Regions from separate parts of the Homo sapiens genome. Here all the other regions are linked to region 2. The links are chromatin contacts, found by Hi-C or POLR2A ChIA-PET in ENCODE. All regions are on one chromosome and are shown on one strand. The core of a region is the stretch at or near the end of the contact, and the rest is flanking DNA. Distances in the headings are between cores, read along the strand shown. Region 1 holds the start of A2M (alpha-2-macroglobulin). Region 2 holds the start of GABARAPL1 (GABA type A receptor associated protein like 1). Region 3 overlaps ETV6 (ETS variant transcription factor 6). Region 4 holds the start of PHC1 (polyhomeotic homolog 1). Region 5 holds the start of RIMKLB (ribosomal modification protein rimK like family member B). Region 6 has its middle 46 kb from the start of BCL2L14. Region 7 holds the start of LINC01252 (long intergenic non-protein coding RNA 1252).

Evidence for each region. Hi-C counts contacts between places; a loop is a spot of excess contacts on that map. ChIA-PET counts read pairs that join two places held with the same protein, here RNA polymerase II (POLR2A). Pooled maps may share reads with other maps.
Region 1: a map of ascending aorta shows a loop between it and region 2 (4-fold over the local background). The contact joins the promoter of A2M here to the promoter of GABARAPL1 in region 2. A Hi-C loop is called at or near these places in 2 of 168 maps with a recorded cell type or tissue (ascending aorta and transverse colon) and 9 of 50 pooled maps.
Region 3: a map of gastrocnemius medialis shows a loop between it and region 2 (9-fold over the local background). The contact joins the enhancer-like site here to the promoter of GABARAPL1 in region 2. A Hi-C loop is called at or near these places in 1 of 168 maps with a recorded cell type or tissue (gastrocnemius medialis) and 3 of 50 pooled maps. POLR2A ChIA-PET finds 5 or more read pairs at or near these places in 1 of 52 experiments (activated T-cell).
Region 4: a map of sigmoid colon shows a loop between it and region 2 (5-fold over the local background). The contact joins the promoter of PHC1 here to the promoter of GABARAPL1 in region 2. A Hi-C loop is called at or near these places in 2 of 168 maps with a recorded cell type or tissue (aorta and sigmoid colon) and 11 of 50 pooled maps. POLR2A ChIA-PET finds 5 or more read pairs at or near these places in 1 of 52 experiments (T-cell).
Region 5: a loop to region 2 is called in a map of tibial artery, with 9 times the contacts of the local background. The contact joins the promoter of RIMKLB here to the promoter of GABARAPL1 in region 2. A Hi-C loop is called at or near these places in 4 of 168 maps with a recorded cell type or tissue (ascending aorta, naive thymus-derived CD4-positive, alpha-beta T cell, ovary and 1 more) and 15 of 50 pooled maps.
Region 6: a loop to region 2 is called in a map of OCI-LY7, with 13 times the contacts of the local background. The contact joins the enhancer-like site here to the promoter of GABARAPL1 in region 2. A Hi-C loop is called at or near these places in 1 of 168 maps with a recorded cell type or tissue (OCI-LY7) and 5 of 50 pooled maps. POLR2A ChIA-PET finds 5 or more read pairs at or near these places in 1 of 52 experiments (MCF 10A).
Region 7: a map of naive thymus-derived CD4-positive, alpha-beta T cell shows a loop between it and region 2 (18-fold over the local background). The contact joins the promoter of LINC01252 here to the promoter of GABARAPL1 in region 2. A Hi-C loop is called at or near these places in 1 of 168 maps with a recorded cell type or tissue (naive thymus-derived CD4-positive, alpha-beta T cell) and 6 of 50 pooled maps. POLR2A ChIA-PET finds 5 or more read pairs at or near these places in 1 of 52 experiments (T-cell).

The regions. Positions count from the first base shown.
Region 1 is chr12:9,114,562-9,117,261 of GRCh38, forward strand. It overlaps A2M (alpha-2-macroglobulin), which reads right to left and starts at 1,358. Exons shown (of 36, transcript NM_000014.6): 1 at 1,203-1,358. The coding sequence starts at 1,288. It also overlaps a transcript of KLRG1 not described here.
Region 2 is chr12:10,211,527-10,214,226 of GRCh38, forward strand. GABARAPL1 (GABA type A receptor associated protein like 1) reads left to right here and starts at 1,351. Exons shown (of 4, transcript NM_031412.4): 1 at 1,351-1,693. The coding sequence starts at 1,604. GABARAPL1-AS1 (GABARAPL1 antisense RNA 1) reads right to left here. Exons shown (of 3, transcript NR_170310.1): 2 at 2,528-2,700; 3 at 2,123-2,436. RefSeq lists an enhancer at 588-1,130 and a silencer at 1,224-1,483.
Region 3 is chr12:11,786,548-11,789,413 of GRCh38, forward strand. The region is part of intron 2 of ETV6 (ETS variant transcription factor 6); the gene reads left to right. Among named protein-coding and RNA genes, the nearest start is that of ETV6, 140 kb to the left of the region's middle. Within about 2 kb of position 1,509, at least 3 of the 41 ENCODE cell types and tissues checked have a DNase peak (open chromatin) inside an H3K27ac peak, as active enhancers do; they include gastrocnemius medialis, where a contact is called at or near this core.
Region 4 is chr12:8,913,002-8,915,926 of GRCh38, forward strand. It overlaps PHC1 (polyhomeotic homolog 1), which reads left to right and starts at 1,508. Exons shown (of 15, transcript NM_004426.3): 1 at 1,508-1,826. RefSeq lists silencers at 1,390-1,499, 1,550-1,599, 1,670-1,959.
Region 5 is chr12:8,696,605-8,699,304 of GRCh38, forward strand. It overlaps RIMKLB (ribosomal modification protein rimK like family member B), which reads left to right and starts at 1,387. Exons shown (of 6, transcript NM_001297776.2): 1 at 1,387-1,693. RefSeq lists silencers at 1,192-1,291, 1,822-1,991 and an enhancer at 1,216-2,182.
Region 6 is chr12:12,023,926-12,026,625 of GRCh38, forward strand. No RefSeq gene overlaps it. Among named protein-coding and RNA genes, the nearest start is that of BCL2L14, 46 kb to the right of the region's middle. RefSeq lists an enhancer at 138-187. Within about 2 kb of position 1,371, at least 7 of the 41 ENCODE cell types and tissues checked have a DNase peak (open chromatin) inside an H3K27ac peak, as active enhancers do; they include OCI-LY7, where a contact is called at or near this core.
Region 7 is chr12:11,546,722-11,549,421 of GRCh38, forward strand. LINC01252 (long intergenic non-protein coding RNA 1252) reads left to right here and starts at 1,309. Exons shown (of 8, transcript NR_033890.1): 1 at 1,309-1,639. All of the region lies in intron 2 of LOC124902877 (a long non-coding RNA gene), which reads right to left.

The DNA.
Region 1 (2,700 bases), core at 108-2,607, 1.1 Mb before region 2:
TTTCCTTTTTGAATTTGAATTTCCATGCCAATTACCATACAGAAATTTATCCTAAATTTTTATATTTCAAAAAATGTTGTGAATTATTCTTACTTCTTTATTGTCAAGCATCTATACATATACGTATGTATACTTATGTTCACATATATACATATATGAATACATATACATAAATACATATATATGTAACATATGTGGGTAGGTAAATTTAACTTTAACTCCTCTTTTAAATAGAATGTAACCATAAATTTATAAATATTAAACATTTCCTTCTGACTGAGCTATGTTCAAAAATACTTGTATATAACTGATCAAAACAAAATAAATACAAAGTATGATTCATACATATTAGATATAAAATTAAAATACTTTTGAAGCACATCTTTAATGAGAATGATGAGCTGTTTTTTCCCCCAGTGAATTTATGCATCCATGGATTGCAAGAATTAAACAACATTAATTCTGTTACTATTTTTGTTTTGTGTAGCTATAAGTGCTAAGAAGAATGGCTCACATAAAAGTAAATAAATGGCAGGTAAAACAATTGCATCATTGTTACCACTTCTTGCAACTTCTGCATTACATGCCAAAAATCACCTAGTACTCTATTATCAAGAATCCCTTCTCATCACTCATCAGCTGGTATTTCCTTCAGTTCCTCCTTCAGTTGTGTTGAAACAAAGAATTCATCACCACCTCATCTGCAAAAGGATTTCTCTTCTGACATTAGAGTCCCTTGCTTTTTCAATATCAACACCAGTATTTCAAATTGTTCCTTTATTTGGCACTCTATAGATTTTTATACTCCAGGGCATTGTTCCATGTTTGGTTGTGGGAGAGAATTGTCTTTATTTTTATAAAATAGAAAATGGACCCTTGAGAAAGAGGAAATAAGAAAAGATAAATAGCATGGTCTCAAGTAGATCAATATGAATGTGAATATCTAAAATTTATTCTTTTAAAAAGCTAAAAATTTCTGACACCCCTTAGGAAGGCTTTGCATATTAGAGCTTCAGAGAGTTGGGGAAGAATGATTAAAAGTAAGCAAGTAATGAGTAAACTAGATTTGTAAAATCTGGAAGGAATCTTAGAGATAAGAAGATGACAGTATCATAGGAAAGAAAAAGGAATGATATAAAGAAAAATCTGCAATAAATGAAGGACTCTAGGTTCATGCTTCACGCTCTCTGTGTGGAACTCACGGTTTTCCAGAGACTGAGGCGTCTGTGGGCAGGAGGACCAAGAGGAGAAGAACCAGACTTGGATGAAGGAGTTTGTTCTTCCCCATGTTGCAGAAAGAAGGAGCTGGAGGAGAACAGACTGTATTGTACCCTACTCCCTACAATCCATCTGGTCCCAAACACTTCCCAAAGCAACTGGGCTTTATGCTGCTCTGTGTGCAAACAGGAAGTTCCACCCACACAAGATCTCTAAACAAAGTTGAGGTCTCTGAACATTCTCTGGAAAGGTCATTGATGGCCTATTTATAGTCAAGGTTAATTCCTGGCGGGCTAAATAGAATCCCTGGAGGGCTAAAACTACATTCCCATTCCCGTAAGAGCTCACTTTTACCGTACAGCAGCTAATAAGCTTTTCAACCTCTTCTCTCCCTCACTCCCCCACAACTCCTCACAACGCCTTTTATGGTGCTTCTCACATCTCTTGTATGAATAGCTGGCAAGGAAAACTACAATTTAAGCAACACTGGGCAGGCTCAAAATAGATATTTCACTACAAGTCAGTGTGGCTGCAAGTTCTCCATTAGATATGCCTAACCTAAATGTTTGAAGCCACATCAGAATTCAGTAGTCCTCTTTGAAAATGGCACGAATTAAACCAGTAGCTTTTTGACATTAGGGATATTACTGGGTTGCAGATGAAGAGCCAGGCCCTGGAAGAATGATCATAGAAAAGAGTTTCCTGTTTTAAGAAAGTGAAACAAAGAAACGTGAAGTAACAGGACTTCAAAAACAAATTTTGACCTATTGTGCCTAACAAACTTCCCAATTGCCTTTACCATCGACTACACAGACTTCCTTACTGCCTTCCAAATATGATACTCCTCTGCAAACTTTAAGTCATATAAATGATTTCATTAATCCATCCATCCACCCATGCATTTATTCATCCATCTATTCATGTAGCTATTCAGTTGCTTTGTAAGTATTTTTTGATCCTACTAGGGCTAGACATCATGCAAGATTCTAGAGATAGGGTGGTCAAATAAGTATGAAAACAGGCACTTAAAGATTTTACATTCTTGTTGGGGCAAAAACAGACAGAAAAACAACTACTGTATAAAATACAATATAACACCTACTGTATAAAATACAGTATAAAATACAATATAAAACTACTGTATAAAATACAGTAGCCAAACATATTATTGCAGAAGTTCAGGATGCTCTGGGAGCACATAAGAGAGCACATAACCCAGACCTGGAACCTTTTAAAAAAATTTTGAGGGAAAGCAAAATGTAAATTAAGCTCTGAAGTATGAGTAGTGGTTGTCTCGAAGAACAAAGAGATGAAAAGAGCTTTCTAAGCATAACGAATGACAGATGCAAAGGAGGGAGAAGAATCACGGCACATGCATGAAATGAAAACTATTTGGTATGGAGGAAATATTCCTTTCTGATACTTCAAATCAGAAAGGAATTTGTCAACAATATTAAGGTATTCAGAGGAGTACTCAGTGGA
Region 2 (2,700 bases), core at 101-2,600:
TTTAAAATTAGAGACACTGAGACCCCGACTGAAGAAGATAGGCCACGGGGCTGCTGTTATCTAATATTTATCAGAACTCACCCGACTTGTATGGGCAACGCAGCCCCTTTTCACTGTTCTTTTTCTTTGCAAACTCCACAGTCCTCCCTGTCGCTGCCCTACAGTACTGGTTGGAAGGTCTTTCTTCTTTGACTCTAGGTGGGGAAATCCAGAACGAGGCTTCGCCTCACCTGCCCTAATGCCCAATCTTCTACTAGCATTCCAGGCAGCGCTTTCTAGTCACGTGAGGGATACCTAACCACTGGAACTAAATAAGATGTGGGGGAACAACTGAGGTCATCACCTAAATTGCTTGATACTCTCTTTTCCAGAAGACGAGCCCCCTTTCTGAGTTTATGGCAGAAAGTGAATCCCTCCCTCCCTCCCTTCCTTTCTTTTTCTGTAAGACGGTGTTTCGCTCTTGTTGCCCAGGCTGGAGTGCGACGCCGTGATCTCCGCTCGCCGCAACCTCCGCCTCCCGGGTTAGAGCGGTTCTCCTGCCTCAGCCTCCAGAGTAGCTGGGATTACAGCCATGCGCCACCACGCCCAGCTAATTTTGTATTTTTAGTAGAGACAGGGTTTCTCCATGTTGGTCAGGCTGGTCTCGAACTCCTGACCTCAGGTGATCCGCCCGCCTCGGCCTCCTGGGATTACAGGCGTGAGCCACCGCGCCCGGCTAGAAAGTGAATCATTTCTATATTTGATTGTACGTGAAGCCCTCGGTAGTCCTTACTGACATCATGTCTCCTTTAGACTTTGATTACACTCCGTGTCCTTCATCTGACTCCTCTCTTCAGATTCCTGAGTCACGCTCTGTTTATGTTGCTGTTCAGGAGCGAACTGCGGCACCGCCCAAACACTGTGACGCCAGCGCGGGAGGAGGGCCGCGGGAGGGGCAGCGGAACGCGCAGAGGGCACGGTGCAAGCACGGGACAGCTCTGCATTGGCCAAAGGGATCCCAGGAGGCCTGGCCCTCTTTTCTCCTGAGGCTGGATCCCAACCAGCAGGAAAAGGCTGGATTTTCGCCTTTTGTATTTGTTTTGGGGCCCAACCAAGAAAAACAGTGGAGGGGGAATAAAACATGTTTAAATCTTTTTTTTGTCTTAAAACCATCTTTAATTTCACAGTCACAAAATAAAACATAACTCGAATGTTTTGATGTTTGCAGTGACATCGATTGTGAAAAAGGTTAGCCAGAAAGGAAACGCAGTGAGACAGAGCGCTCGGCCACCCCCTGCCCTGGGCGCCTGGCGCATGGGGGGCGGGGCGGGGCTCGCGGGGTGACGTCACAGCCCGACGCGCCACCCAGCTGTTTTTGTGCTCCCAGCTCTAGCGAAAAGCCGCCGGTATTTCTCCATCTGGCTCTCCTCTACCTCCAGGCAGGCTCACCCGAGATCCCCGCCCCGAACCCCCCCTGCACACTCGGCCCAGCGCTGTTGCCCCCGGAGCGGACGTTTCTGCAGCTATTCTGAGCACACCTTGACGTCGGCTGAGGGAGCGGGACAGGGTCAGCGGCGAAGGAGGCAGGCCCCGCGCGGGGATCTCGGAAGCCCTGCGGTGCATCATGAAGTTCCAGTACAAGGAGGACCATCCCTTTGAGTATCGGAAAAAGGAAGGAGAAAAGATCCGGAAGAAATATCCGGACAGGGTCCCCGTGAGTGTAGAGGAGCGGAGGGGATGGGAGGGGAAGGGCCCGCGGGGGCGGGGGCGGGTAGTCGAGATGGCTTCCCTGGGGCGCCCAGGCGGCTCTGGAGAAGGGAGGTTCCGAGAATTACTTAATCCTGAACGCCCTTCAGTGCCAGAGCCAATGGACGTCCAGACTGTAGAGCTTTTAAAACCCCGTATGCCTGGGCCCCGAACCCCACTTCAGGGCTGACGGCGTTTTGGGGGCCGAGCCGCCGTCTTCAGTGACTCAGCAACCCACACACGGTCTCAGCAGCTGAGACCGTGTGTGGGTTGCGGTGCACAAAATAGGGCCCCTGTGGGCGAGACTGGTTAGATCGGGGCCATGGATTGGCTGCCTTTAAGAACGCAGGGACATTGTGCTGTGCGGTGAGGTTTGCGCAAACCCAGTCGATTTCTGCCTTGGCTGGTTCTCCTTTAATGAAGTTGACTTTGGCTCTCATATCATTGGTCTTGGGACGAAAAGGTTCAGAAGCTATTCAGTAATTTTCTTGCATTACAGGGGGTTAGGGGAGCACAAGACAGTCCTGGCCTGGAAAACAAGGTCACGTTCTCTGCCCAACAGCCCTCTTGCCTCATCGTTCTAGGCTCCGGGGCTTGTGTGGGGACAGCCAGCCTCCTCGTGTTGATTTCTGATCACCTGGTACCTGGTCGCGATAAGGCAGGACTGAGACGTTTTTTCTCCGTTTTGGACACCGGCTTAAGTAGTTAAAACTACCGCAGGCAGTGAGTAGGAACAGAAAAGTATTAGGTATCTTTCAGCATCCGGGCGTTTTCCCCATTACCCCCTCCCCCGCCCACTTGCCTGGTGTTTCTCTAATGCAGGCTGCGCAGCCGAATTGGAGGGCAGAATATGGCTTAAGTGGTAGGGGGACCAGCAGCTGTTGGATTTTGGAAATGGAGGAGCGGAGATTTTAAAATTGTGCTCTTTATCTTCAGGTAGGAACATTAGTATTACGTGTCACATAATGGTAAAAT
Region 3 (2,866 bases), core at 259-2,758, 1.6 Mb after region 2:
GGAGAGTCTTTTATTTTTAATGTGCGGGATTTAAGTTGTAAGTGAAGAGGACTGCGTCAAGAGGCAGGATAGTAGTTCTACCCCAAAACAGATGTGTGATGTTGAACGAGTCACTTGGAGAAGGATGCCATGGAGAGTATTGGGCCAGGTGATTTCTAAAGACTCTTCCAGCATTAAAATACATTAATTCTTTGCATACATCCATGCCTTTTGCTGCTTTTGCAGCTTTCAGGGTTAATGAGAGCTGTCAGGAGCAGTATGACCTTAGAGGGAAATGGCTCATATCAAGAGAGCAGATGCCAATCCCTTCTAGTACTCTCCCTGGGCAGATGACCCACTCCCTATTTAAATCCTTGGCTTTTTTTCTTCTCTGATAAGTGCCTGCATAATTGATACTGTTGCCAGTGATCAAACGCTGAAATGACTAAATGATAGAGCTGAAAAAGACCCTAAGGTGTTATCTAGTCCAATTATGCCCCCTAAACCCCAAAGAGTCTGAAAGAGTAATGGGGCCCATGAGCCAAGTTTAGTATTTCAAATGTCTCGTGGTAATTCTATATTTGGAGACAATATTGTAAGGTTAAGCAAGCTGTGGAAGCATGAGGTTGCTCTGCTTATGGCTGGAGTTATAAATGTGAAAATGGATCAGTTATTCCTAGTAACTGCTCTTGAGTAAGCAGAATCTTTCAAAATGTCATAGCTTTGTTGTCTAATACATAATGGCCACTCACCACATACGGCTTTCAAGCACTTGAATGTGACTGATCCTTACTGAGTTACGCTGTGAGTGTAAACCACACATCAGATTTCAAAAACTTAGTATAAAAAAGTGAATATTTCATTAATTTATATTGATTATCTGTTTAAATGATATTTTCAATACATTGGGTTATATAAAATATTTTATTAAAAGTGATGTCGATTGTGTGTTTTTACTTCTCTTTACTGTGGGGACTAAAATATTTTAAATTCCATTATATGGGTAACATTTCTATTGGGAGTACTGCTCTAGAGTAAGAGATTTCTGGGTGTGAAAAGGCTGAGACTCACTCCTTGTTTTGCAGGTGAGTAAGGTGGGTCAGAGAGGTTAGGCCATTTGTTCAAGATCACACAGCAAGTAGGTAGCCAAGTTAGGAGTAGGCCAGCATACTTTCCTTTACCAAAAATGGCCAAAGGGATCATAGTGATTTTTTTACATGGAGTCTATGACATTGCTGCTTTGGGTCAAAGCCAAAAATATTGTGTAGAATATTAGCAGTTTTCTAAAGCCCTAAGCCCAAGTTGTATCACCCAGTATCAAATCCAATCAAAAATATATTAAAAAGAATACAAGGAAGAAAAGGAAAGAGGAGAAACCTCCCTATAGAAGACCCAGTAAGCAATCTGTTTTCATTCTTGAACAGATTTCTTTCACACCAGTGCCCTGGTATTACTGGAAAAAAGTACATTAATTACGGGAGTAAAGCACAATAAGAAAACATTTACAAGGAGTCCAGCCCTCATCCATCATGCCTTTCCCTCCAACAAAGCAAGAATCTCTTTAACAAATACCCATTAAAAGATTAAGCCTAAGAATAAATTGTTTCTTAGTCCCCAGGCAGTTCATTTGACATCATTTCCATAGGATTAGGGACTCCAGCAATATGTGTTTAGCACAGGGCTATAGTCACACTGCATAGTATTGGTCTAAACCATTCCAAAATATTTTTTTAGATCTCGAACTAATAAGACTTTTATGTGGCTGGTAATTATACTAATATTTCACCCACAAATTGGGCCTTTTTCCCCCTCCACAGTGTGTAACCAAACGCAGCAATTCTGCCTTTAAAAAAAACGAACCACCACCTGTTAAAAAGTGGTCTAGGAAGTATAGCAATGTCATGGAGCTCTTGAGGATGTGTATAATTGAATAGAAAGGAAACCTAGCATCTGGCGCACTCAGTTCTTAGTCCCTTTTCCTCTGAGCCATCATTTCTCTTCTGATAACTGTATTTGGTTCTTATAATTACTGATACTATGATGTGTGGAGTTTAAAGTACCCAACAGTTGTATAAGGCTTGTTACAAACACCTTCAATGTCCCCACTCCCCTCCCTTCACTCTTGATTTCTTTTTGATTTCCTGCTCACCAGGGCAACCACATTCAAATCTTTTAACTGATTCTTTTGTCATTCACCTCCTCCAATTCTTAAATCACGTGCTTGTATTGGTTTTTTTTTTTTTTTTTCATTTCTAAATATTATCTAGCATTATTTCACTGTAGGAAATGACAGTTTGTCCTTTCTTCCCCCTACCCCAACCCCTCCCATAGATGCATCCTCGTAATCATAATTTTGGACAGAACAATTTAGTGTTTACATATTAAGATTATATAAGTGCCATTTGAAGCTGAGTCACCTACTCTTTTATGGTTCTTCTTTTCCAGTCACTTTTCTTTTTCCCTGGAGTTGATAATGATGCTTTTATAGTATATTTATTGTTTTTGTTGTTGTTGTTGCTGTTTTGAGACAGAGGCTCACATTGTCGCCCGGACTGGAGTGCAGTTGTGTGATCTCTGCTCACTGCAACCTCTGCCTCTCAGGTTCAAGCGATTGTCCTGCCTCAGCCTCCCGAGTAGCTGGGATTACAGGCGCCAGCCACCATGCCCAGCTAATTTCTTGTATTTTTAGTAGAGACGGGTTTTCACCATGTTGGCCAGGCTAGTCTCAAACTCCTGACCTCACGATTCGCCCGCCTCAGCCTCCCAAAGTGCTGGGATTACAGGGGTGAGCCACGATCGTATTTCTTGTTTTAATGTCCTTCTTACTTGGTTTTTTATCTCCTTCACTAATTCATCCGCCCTGCCTCACTCTCCTCTCAGTAGTTCA
Region 4 (2,925 bases), core at 258-2,757, 1.3 Mb before region 2:
ACTGCTTTGACATGCCAAAAATCCAGGTGTGAATTAAACAACGAATGCTTTACCTCGTTTTCACCACTAGTTCTACCAGTCAGAATCTTTTCAAATCATCCTCAGCCAGTGCCTGTCATCCACGGCCTGGTAACACACCCTTTCACCTCCTCATACCCCGTGTCTTCGCTTTTCCAGTCCTTTGGCTGCCCTCCGGTTTCTTCCCTCACATACCTGTCTGACTAGTTCCTAGAAGCCTGGCAGAAATTGTTCTCCGATTTTAATCTGGCTGCCACAAATGAAAGACCTTGGAGTCCAAATACTCCTCTCTCAAAGCAAAATCTAAATGGATATAATTTATAAGCAAAGATAACACTTCTGTTTTTTTCTCTATAAACAAACCATGCATGGGCTTTTAAAGGAGAAAAGGAAGAGTGGATTGACAGAGAAAATAACTGTTTAGGATAGAGGTTAGGAAAAGACTGAGAGCAAGAGAAAAGGCATCAATCCCAGTTGTTAATCCACGAGGCATCCCCCAGACCCTTCTGTAAAGGTTAATGAAGGCAGTAAGGCAGTTATCTTTGTTTCGTGCACTGATGCAATCCAAGCTTCCACGGTTTAGCACATAGTAGACGCTCTATAAATATTTATTGAATGTTGAACGATGAGAGAGTAATTAAAAACCGGTAAGTTGATATCATAAATACAACGACAACGGCTCCCCTATCAAATGTTTAGTGTTCCCAGAGACAGCCCCATTGTTCTACATCTCGTTATACTCTGGCCTTTTCCCGTTTTTGTCATTCGAACTCATATACATATTGAAATCGAAGCACACACAAATCCCTGAAATGACAAACTTAAATGCTATCCAAAGGAAGTTACATTAGGTTGCTGCTTTGAAAATGAAGTCAACTCCTAATGGGTTAGCTGTTTCTGCAGCATTCTTTCCCGCCTTCTTGGAGTTGAGGTGAGGGATTAAACAATCAACCTTCTCTCTCCTTTCTCTCATTCTCAAAGTTTTTCTCGCCTTTTCCTTCCTTTCCTTTGCTTCATTTCTTTTCCCAGTCTATCGTTTCTCTAGGGGTCGTTGCTTTGCTCTTTCTCCCTCTCTGTCTGTTGGTCCCTTTGATCCTTTCTTTCTACCCCTTATTCCCAGCAGCTCCAGAAAATACCTTCTTTCTCCCCGTCTCACGTCACTTCCCTCCCTTCTCCCATCTCCCTCTCCTCTCCGAGAGGTGCGTTCCCCACTAGAGGCCAGCACTTTCTTAGTTTCGTCCTTCCAACCGGCGAGCAGAACTCGGAGAGAAAGAAGGGGGTAAAAAAGAGGAGAAAGAGAGCAAGAGAGGAAAAAACCCCTGGGCCTGGAGCGCAGAGGCCCGGGAGCTGCGTCGCCATGGCAACGGGCGCCGGCAGGAAACGAGGGACGCGCGGGAGGGAGGGGGCGGAGGGCGCCGAGGGGAGGCGGAGGGACGGCGGGGGGGGGGTCCGGCTGCCCCGGAAGCACCTCCCCGCAGCCCCCTCCTCCAGCCCGGCCCGCAGCCCCTGGCCTGCGGCCCCCACCTTCTCGGCCGGGCAGGAAGTGACAGGCCCGGAGCGAGCCCCGGAGGCCTGGCTGAGCCGCGGCCGGGCCCGCACCCGGAGCGGCGGGAGGGGCGGGGAGCCGCGGTCGCGCCGGGCGCCTCCCACCCCGCCCTCGGCGCCCCCGCCCCTCCAGGAAGGGGAGGAGGCGAGGGGAGCCCGCCGCGGAGGCCGAGCGAGCCCCCAGCCCAGCCTGGCGACTGGGGACCCCGGCACATGAGGTGGACGCCCCCGGGGAAGACTTGGGTGCACAGCCAGGCGAGAAGGTAACCGGGCGACCGAGGGCCGGGGAGGGGCAGGACCTCTGGGGGCTTGGCTGCGCGGGGATGTATCCTCAGCCACCTCCATCTGTGTAACGCCCCAGGTACCTCCCCCAGTTGCTTTCCCTGCCTACCTCCGGCGCTGAGCTCTGCGGTCCTTCGGCTCTGCCTGTCCGAGTCTTCTGGCTATTCATTCTGCTGCGCTTCATGCTGTCTGTCCGTCACCCTAGCTGCCTCTGACTGCTCATTTTCTTATTCATTTTTCCTTCTCTGACTTTGGTCCTTCCAGCCGAGCATGCTGTCTAGTTATCTCCCTGCTTTCGTGGTCCGCTGGGTTCCTCAGCCTCCAGTTCCTTGACTTCTGCCTCTGCTCTCTGTATGCACATGTCCCAGCTCACTTGGGTCAGTTCATTCCCGGCGCACCACTGGATCCACCCCCTTCCCCCAGTGTATTTGATTTCTCTTTGAAACATCATTTTCATCAAGGTTCTATATAGAACGAGGACCCTTGGGCGTCTACTCCCTGTTCTCTTGATTATTACCGTGTCTTTGGCACAGTCTTCCCTGAACCACCCCCTTCTCCCGTCCCCCTTCCTATGTCCCATCCTTTCTGCATGATAAGAGTTTCGTGCTTAGGGATATTGACTTTCTCCAACTCTCGGCCCAATGCTAAGTCCACCTCAATGTCCCATTCTAACTCCCTTCGGTAGGTCTGTGCGCCTACCCAACCCCATGTATGCCCACATGCTACCTTTTAAGATGACCATGGCTTAGCTACTCTGGGGGCATCTGTGGATCAGCTTCTCACTGTCTTCCAGTTTAATTTGGAAAATTTTGATACCTGGTGCTGCCCAAACTGTTTGTTGTCTCCATTTTTTATATTTAATCTTGTAGTCATAATGTTGATCACAAATGAATACATTTATGTGCCCGGGATCCAGGAATCCTGGTTTTGGTGGCAGTTTCCCTTGATTTTATTGAGACTTTTAAGTTGGTCCCTTTACATTTTTATTTCTAGTTCACAATCCAAAAAAAATTATTAATCAGAATTCAGGTTTGGGAAGACGAGGGGTCATACGGTTTGTATTTTCACATGTGAATGTAG
Region 5 (2,700 bases), core at 137-2,636, 1.5 Mb before region 2:
ATACAGAGAGGTTAAGTTACTGCAGAGGTTCACATAGGGAGTGGAACCATAAATCCAATCCGGGCAGTCTGGATCCAGAAGTTACCACCCTGGGTTATGCTACATCTTTTAAAGGACTCTCGAGACGCTGAAGGAAATTAGTCAAAAAATTTTTTAAAAGCAGAAAATGAAATTATATTGTCAATTGACTGGGAGAGGAGCAGTGAAAAGTTGTTGGCTGAGGTCACTGAGACAGGGCTGAGACCAGCAAGAAGGCAAACTGGTGAGCACATTACCGTACCTCACACCTGGTGTCTCTGGTGACTGAAGTTATTTGGAAGTGAATCTTCCATGTAAACCTGGGAGGTCGTCTGTAGCCCTTTTTTTTTCTCCTTAAGAAAATGTAATAGCGTAGTTGAACATTCATATTCTTAGCCTCCTTTGGGCTATACTTTTATTTTTTATACATAGTTTTAGAATTTACAAAATGCTCTTAAAATATCTCATTTCATTCTCACAACGACTCCGGACTGTACTCTTTTATCTTTTCACAACAAAGGCTCAGAGGAAGCGTAGCAACTAACTTGTCCAAGGTTTACGCCGGTTTCTAGGGGGCAGAGCTGGCGCTATCCACCCCGCCTGTATCTCCAAACCCGCTTCAGCCAGGAAATTTATCATGTGGTTTTAAATTTGCCTCTCAATATACAGAGGTACTGTCTTTACTCCAGTCCCGGATAAAGACCTTCTAGGTATGAATGATCTTTGTCTCCATATCTTTGCCTACCGGAGGGAGGAACCACCGTAAGCGGAGACTCCGGGCGGCGGCCGGCGGAAGGGCTGGGCGGGAGGCGTCGGGATGCCGGCAGGACCCTGCGCCCGAGGGGGTAGGGGGCTCGTGTCGGGGTTCCAGGCGCAGATTGATGGGGCCTAAGCAGGGAATGTGAGGGCGGGGAGGGCGTACAACGGAAGGGACTAATCTCGCGGTTTCGAGTTGGGAGCAAACCTCGCCCCCCACCCCCCCCATCCGTTTCCCTTTCTCAGTGAAGACGGTTTGGGGGCGGGTGGGGAGGCGCGTCCTCGGAGCGCCCTCGCGCTCCCTTTTCGCTCCCCGCGCGCGATCCATCGCCTCTCTTCCCCCGAGGCCAGCGATGGCTCGGGTGCGGGCGAGGAGCTGGGAGGGCGGCTCTCGACGCAGGTGTCAGATCCGCTCGGCAGTGCTCGGCGCGCTGGCCCGGCCCCCAGCTCCTCCGGCCGCCGCCCCCCGCCCGCCGCGCCGCGGCGCCAGGAGGGCGGGGCCGGGGCGCGCGCCGCTCCTCAGCAAGCGGGCGGGCGGCGTTCGGTCTGAGGGAGCGGGGCGGTCTCCGCCGGCGTCGCGCGCGCTGTGTGTGAGCGGGGTCGCGCGCGCGCGCGGCAGGCGAGTGAGGGAACGAGGAGCGGCCGGGTGTGAGTGTGTGGGAGTGAGAGTGTGTGGGAGTGGGGTGAGGGAGAAGCTGACGGGACGCGAGGCTGTGAGAAACTGGGCGAGTGTGCGAGGACGCCCGGCCAGCCTGCGGGAGCCGCAGTCGGCGGAGGAGAAAGGAGGCGGCTCCCGGTATCCCGACCCCCTCCCCCTCCTCTCCTTCCCCCACTTCCAGCCGCCCGGCGGCCCGCGCTTCCTCGAAGGCCCCAGCCCGGCTCAGTCGGCCGAGAGCGAGGGAGGAGCCCCCCGACCCAGGTGAGCGGTACGACCGCTGTTGCCCTCGGGTGTAGAGCAGTGAGGCGAAGGCGCGCCCTCCCGAGTGGGCGAGTTCAGCGGAATGGATCCCCCGATTAGCGGGGGCTGGGCCGGGGAGGGGACCGGCCCGAGCGCGCCCGGGGTCCGGGGCTAGTTGAGGCCGGTGGTCGCCGCTCCGCGGAGTCGGTGGGGAGCGAGGCGGGGCCCGGCCTTCGCGCGTGTGCCGGGAGGCGCCGGCCCGTGGCGTGTGCGTGCGACCGGGCGAGCCGTGTCGAGGGGGCGGCGACTTCGGGCGTGTAAGGAGTATGGTTTCCCCGCCGGCGAGGGGGTGTGGTAACCCCGGGAACGCCGGCTGGAGTCGGACCCGCGGGCTGCTGACCTGTCCTCGGGATTGCGGCGACACTCCCCCTCCCCCCCCTTCCCACAAATTCTATGGAGCGACCGCGGGAGGAGGATCACGTGGTGCGGTCCCGCAGCTACTGTATTCGATTCCACGTTTTCCTCCTTACGTGTAAATTTTAGAGAGTGTGACAGTCATTCCATCTTTTCCTTTGACAGTCTCTGAATGAGAAGGGGATGACCAAATAATTGCTTGTCCAGTTTTGATTCTTTAAAAATTTGAGCATGATGTAAATATTACACTACTTGCCCCTCACCCCCCCCCAAAAAAAACCCAAACCAGAGTGGTAATAATTTCAATCTCCCCTTATTAATATGTCCTTATCTCTGATCACACATTTGTTATTTCACTGTTTTATCCCATTTGTATTGGCGAATAGCGATGGGGTGGTAATTCTGTTCTGTGAGGGGTTATTGCACTAACCATGCTCAATGCAACTGCTATGTAAATTCTTTCAGTATGCTGTCATTTTCCCATTAGTTATATATATTGTTACCACATCTTTGTGGAGTTAGGTTCAACTCTAAATAGGTATAGAAAGTATATGGGCAGCCTACTATGCAGATTTTTTTTTGTGGGCTTGGTATGTTCATTATATTTATGGGTG
Region 6 (2,700 bases), core at 121-2,620, 1.8 Mb after region 2:
GGGAAAAGAGAAAGATACAGCAGAAATAAATTGCATACGAGATTCTAGTGTGTGCTAGAAATGTAGGGAGGAAAGAGTGATGATAAAATTAAAAGAAAGAAGTGGATAGATCTTAGTGGCATGATTGAAATGGATAATGAAAGGGATCTTTATGAAACTGTTGCCAGGAGAAGGAAAGATATAGAAAGCGAAAAAAAGGCTGTAGGTTAATTCCAGTATGACAAGAATAACAAAGAAATGCATGAATTCTCAGCCAACAGCCCGTATCAAGAGACAAGCATGTTCTGGCTGTGTGTGAAGGGCACACCATGCCAGGGGCTCTCCCTGCCAACGCCTGCAGACTTTTGCTCCTCACCTGGACCTCACAGCGCACCTGTTTTCAATGACACATGGCGGAAAAGGGTCAAAAGATGAATAAGGCCAGGCGCAGTGGCTCACGCCTGTAATCCCAACACTTTGGGAGGCCAAGGCGAGTGAATCACTTGTGGCCAGAAGTTTGAGACCAGCCTGGCCAAAATAGCAAAACCCTGTCTCTGCTAAAGATACACAAAATTAGCCAGGTATCGTGGCACACACCTGTATAATACCAGCTACTGAGGCTGAGGCACGAGAATCACTTGAACCTGGGAGGCAGAGGTTGCAGTGAGCTGAGATCGCACCACTGCACTCCAGCCTGGGTGAAAGAAGTGAGACTCTGTCTCAAAAAAAAAAAAAAAAAGGATAAAATGATACTCATTTCTTCCTTGGTCCCATCGACAAACATTTATCAAGAGATGTCTACGTGCCAAGCACGGTGCTTGATACTGAGAAAATACAATAATTGATAAGCAACATAGATATTCTGACAAAAATGGAAGCAAAAAGGGGAGGAGGTCTAAAATATAGAATTTTCCAGATAAGACAGAGCAAAGTTCAAAGCCGTGAAAATGAGAGTCAATGTGAAATATGACAGAAATGGGGACACCAAGGTGGACACAAGATGACCGTATATTCTCCTCGAAGGGGAACAAGATAGGAAAGGAAAGTGGGAAACAAAAAGTGGAAGTAACGTCAAGAGCCCCTAATGGGGCTCTAATAGGCTCTAACCTGAGTCCTAGCCCTTACTCAGCTGGTTCCCAGATGATCTTGAGCAAAGTGCTTCTGTGCTCTGAGCCTCAGTTCCCTTAACTATAAAATAAACTAATGATGTCTGGTCTAACTTGTGGTTGTCACCACGACACAGTAAGGGGTATTGGTTGTGCCCTCCTGCCATAAACAACAATAAAACTGGACGAATTATATGAAACTGTTTTCAGGTGCAACGCTACAGATGGTGCAGGGATGTGATGCTTGAGAGAAGAAACACAAGAGGTGAAACCCACATTTACTCTGGCCTCCTGCCTGGGGCTTTCCAACCACAGCACGCGGAAGTGGAGCCCAAACTGAGGATGGAGGAAAGAGACCGAAGGTTAGGGCTGCTGCAGGGATTGAGTGTGTGGGACAGGGTACGAGAGAGGCAGGAGCTGCACAGAGCAGAAATCCAAAAATCTGCAGAGGAGACCACCTGAATCTAGTTGAAAACAAAACTGCACATGTACAGGGTAATGTTTTCACAAAGCCTAGTAGAGAATAGGTAGCAGGGGCAAGGTGCAGTAGCTCATGCCTGTAATCCCAGCATCTTAGGAGAGGCTGAGGCAAGAGGATCGCTTGAGCCCAGGAGTTCAAAACCAGCCTGGGCAATATAGCAAGACCTCATCTCTACAAAAAATTTTAAAAATTAGCTAGGTGTGGTGGCATGCACCTATAGTTCCAGCTACTTGGGAGGCTGTGGCAGGAGGATCCCTTGAGCCCAGGAGCTTCAGGCTACAGTGAGCTAAGATTGTGCTGCTGCACTCCAGCCTGGGTGACAGAGTGAGACCCTGTTTCTTAAAAAAAGAAAAAAAAGAGAGAGAGAGAGAGAATAGGTAGTAGGAGCTGTGCACTGAACAGAGATTCCAGAGGTCACATGGTGGGAAGAGACACTGTGTTCTCAGTGTCCATGGTGGAAAGAGCTTGATGAACAGCCTGGGCTTTCAACAGAGGCCCGGGAAAGGCCACACCTGTGGAGCTGGGCCACCCCAGCACTAGAGAGAGGCTGCACTGGACCCATCAAAACAAAGCCAAATTACAACACTCAATAATGGATCCAAGCGGATCCACCAATAAATTAACCACCTGCCAAAACAAATGCAATGATCCTTACAGGAAGATAATAAAACCATAATGTTTGACATGTAATAAAAAATTACTCAATGTGTAACAAGGAGGAAACAAGTAGTATAGAAAGCAGCCAATAGAAAGAATCCCAGAGGTGATACAGATGGAATTAGCAAAGAAAAACTTTAAAATGACTAAATATATTGAAGAATTTAAAGGGAAAAAGTGGACATAAGGAATGAAAAACAGTTACTCATTGGAAAATAGACATTATGAAAAGAAACAAGATGAAAATCATGGGACTCAAAAATCTACAATAACTGCCTGGGCACGGTGGCTCACACCTGTAATCCCAACACTTTGGGAGGCCCAGCCGGGCAGATCATTGAGGCCAGGAGTTCAAGACCAGCCTGGCCAACATGGTGAAACTGTGTCTCTACTGAAAATCAAGAAAAAAAAAAAAGAACTGGGCGTGGTGGTGGAAGCCCGTAATCCCAGCTACTAGGGAGGCTGAGGCAGGAGAAT
Region 7 (2,700 bases), core at 59-2,558, 1.3 Mb after region 2:
TGATGACCAAGTATACGAAGTTGGACATGCCTAGTCCCAGGTGGCCTTTTCCTATTGGCACAGCTGCTGGCATTCACCCGTGCAAGCTTCTAGCTTGCTTGTCTATGTCTGCAGCTTGATTTTACAGGCTGCTCATTGTAAGAAAAGAAAACGATTTGAGGGCTGCTTTTCATTAAAAGGAAAACCTTACTGAGGACTTCCTTACCCTCACTATCTGCCTAAATAATTTCTTCTTAACTCCTATATCACTTATAAGAGGAGAAAGCAGACACACAGGGGGAACTCAGTGTGACAGCACAGGCGGAGCCTGGAGGGATGCCCAGGAATGCCAAAGAGACGCACAGACTGGTTTCTCTCTCACAGCCCCCAGAAAAACCTAACCCTGCCAGTGAGAGGTGACAGCGTGCTGGCAGTCCTCACAGCCCTGCTCGCTCTCGGCGCCTCCTCTGCCTGGGCTCCCACTTTGGCGGCACTTGAGGAGCCCTTTAGCCCACCGCTGCACTGTGGGAGCCCCTTGCTGGGCTGGCCAAGGCCGGAGCCGGCTCCCTCAGCTTGCAGGGAGGTGTGGAGGGAGAGGCGCGGGCGGGAACAGGGGCTGCGCGCGGTGCTTCCGGGCCAGCGCGAGTTCCGGGTGGGCGTGGGCTCGGCGGACCCAGCACTCGGAGCGGCAGGCCGGCCCCACCAGCCCGAGCAGTGAAGGGCTTATCACCTGGGCCAGCAGCTGCTGTGCTCAATTTCTCGCCAGGCTTTAGCTGCCTTCCCGCGGGGCAGGGCTCGGGACCTGCAGCCCGCCATGCCTGAGCCTCCCCCACCTCCGTGGGCTCCTGTGCAGCCGGAGTCTCCCCGACAAGCGCCACCCCCTGCTCCGCGGAGCCCAGTCCCATCGACCACCCAAGGGCTGAGGAGTGCAGGCACACGGCACCGCACTGGCAGGCAGCTCCACCTGCAGCCCCGGTGGGGGATCCACTGGGTGAAGCCAGCTGGGCTCCTGAGTCTGGTGGGGACGTGGAGAACCTTTATGTGTAGCTCAGGGATTGTAAATACACCAATGGGCACTCTGTATCTAGCTCAAGGTTTGTAAACACACCAATCAGCACCCTGTGTCTAGCTCAGGGTTTGTGAATGCACCAATGGACACTCTGTATCTTGCTACTCTGGTGGGGACTTGGAGAACCTTTGTGTGGACACTCGGTATCTAGCTAGTTTGGTGGGGACGTGGAGAACCTTTGTGTCTAGCTCAGGGATTGTAAACGCACCAATCAGCGCCCTGTCAAAACAGACCATTGGCTCTACCAATCAGCAGGATGTGGGTTGGGCCAGATAAGAGAATATAAGCAGGCTGCCCGAGCCAGCAGTGGCAACGCGCTCGGGTCCCCTTCCACACTGTGGAGGCTTTGTCCTTTCGCTCTTTGCAATAACTCTTGCTACTGCTCACTCTTTGGGTTCACACTGCCTTTATGAGCTGTAACACTCACCGCGAAGGTCTGCAGCTTCACTCCTGAAGCCAGCGAGACCACGAACCCACCAGAAGGAAGAAACTCCAAACACATCTGAACATCAGAAGGAACAAACTCCGGACACGCCGCCTTTAAGAACTGTAACACTCACGCGAGGGTCCGCGGCTTCATTCTTGAAGTCGGTGAGACCAAGAACCCACCGATTCCGGACACACCAGCACCCGGATCTCAGACCTCTGGCCTCCGGAACTGTGAGAGAGTAACTTTCTGCTGTTTTAAGATACCCAGCTTGTGGTCATTTATTACAGCAGCCCTAGCAAACGAACCCAGTGTGGTTTGCAACTTCAGTTATAGCATCTACCATCAGCCCAATTCAAAAGACCATTTATTTAATCAGCAACGTTTCCCCCGTCACTCCTTATGGGGCAGTATCCACTGTAGGCTACTGATTCTACTTAGTGCTTTAAGTCAGCGTTGCCAGAATCATACTGAAACACATACCTGGGGCTTCTAGGGCATCTCCTAGTCAGCCTTGTCAAAATCAACAGTTTTGAAAATACGCTCTATGGCAGTCCTGAATTCCACAGGGGTGGAATTCAGAGCCGCTCTCCTCTTGTTTGTCGTATTTTATAAAATGGATATTTAATTCTGTTTCACTATTTGCTTTCATTACTAAAATTTCCCAAAATACATGAAAATAGAGGGTACTCGAAAAACCCAACTTTAAATAAAATAACCGTGAGTATTCTGCCATACTTGTTTCTGTGTTAATATAAGAATTTATTTGAAGAGTTCTGCTATAATGTTTTTAAATACTGGTTTCAATAACTCTCTTCCAATACAGATTACACTTTGTTAGCTCCAATAATTGCTGCATGGTGAATTTAGTCTATTGAAAAGGAAGTGTCAGGTCTGAGTGCCAATTATTGTACTTGACCCAAGGTAACTCTCTTTCAAGGTACTGCGTTGGGTTCCCACTGAATTATTTTACCACATTCGAAATCCTTCATCAGAAATTCAATGTCTTTTATTATGATACATGAAATGATCTAATAAATCTCACTGCACACTGTTACTTTGATTTCTCCAATGAACCACACCTCTCAGAATGCACGCCCTTGTATAGTCCCCTCTCATGGTGACAGCAGGCTTAGCCTTGTGACTAGCTTTGACAATGGGGATATTAGCAAGCATGATGCAAGTGGATTCTGATAAGCTTGATGCTGTATTTATTTGCTTTGGC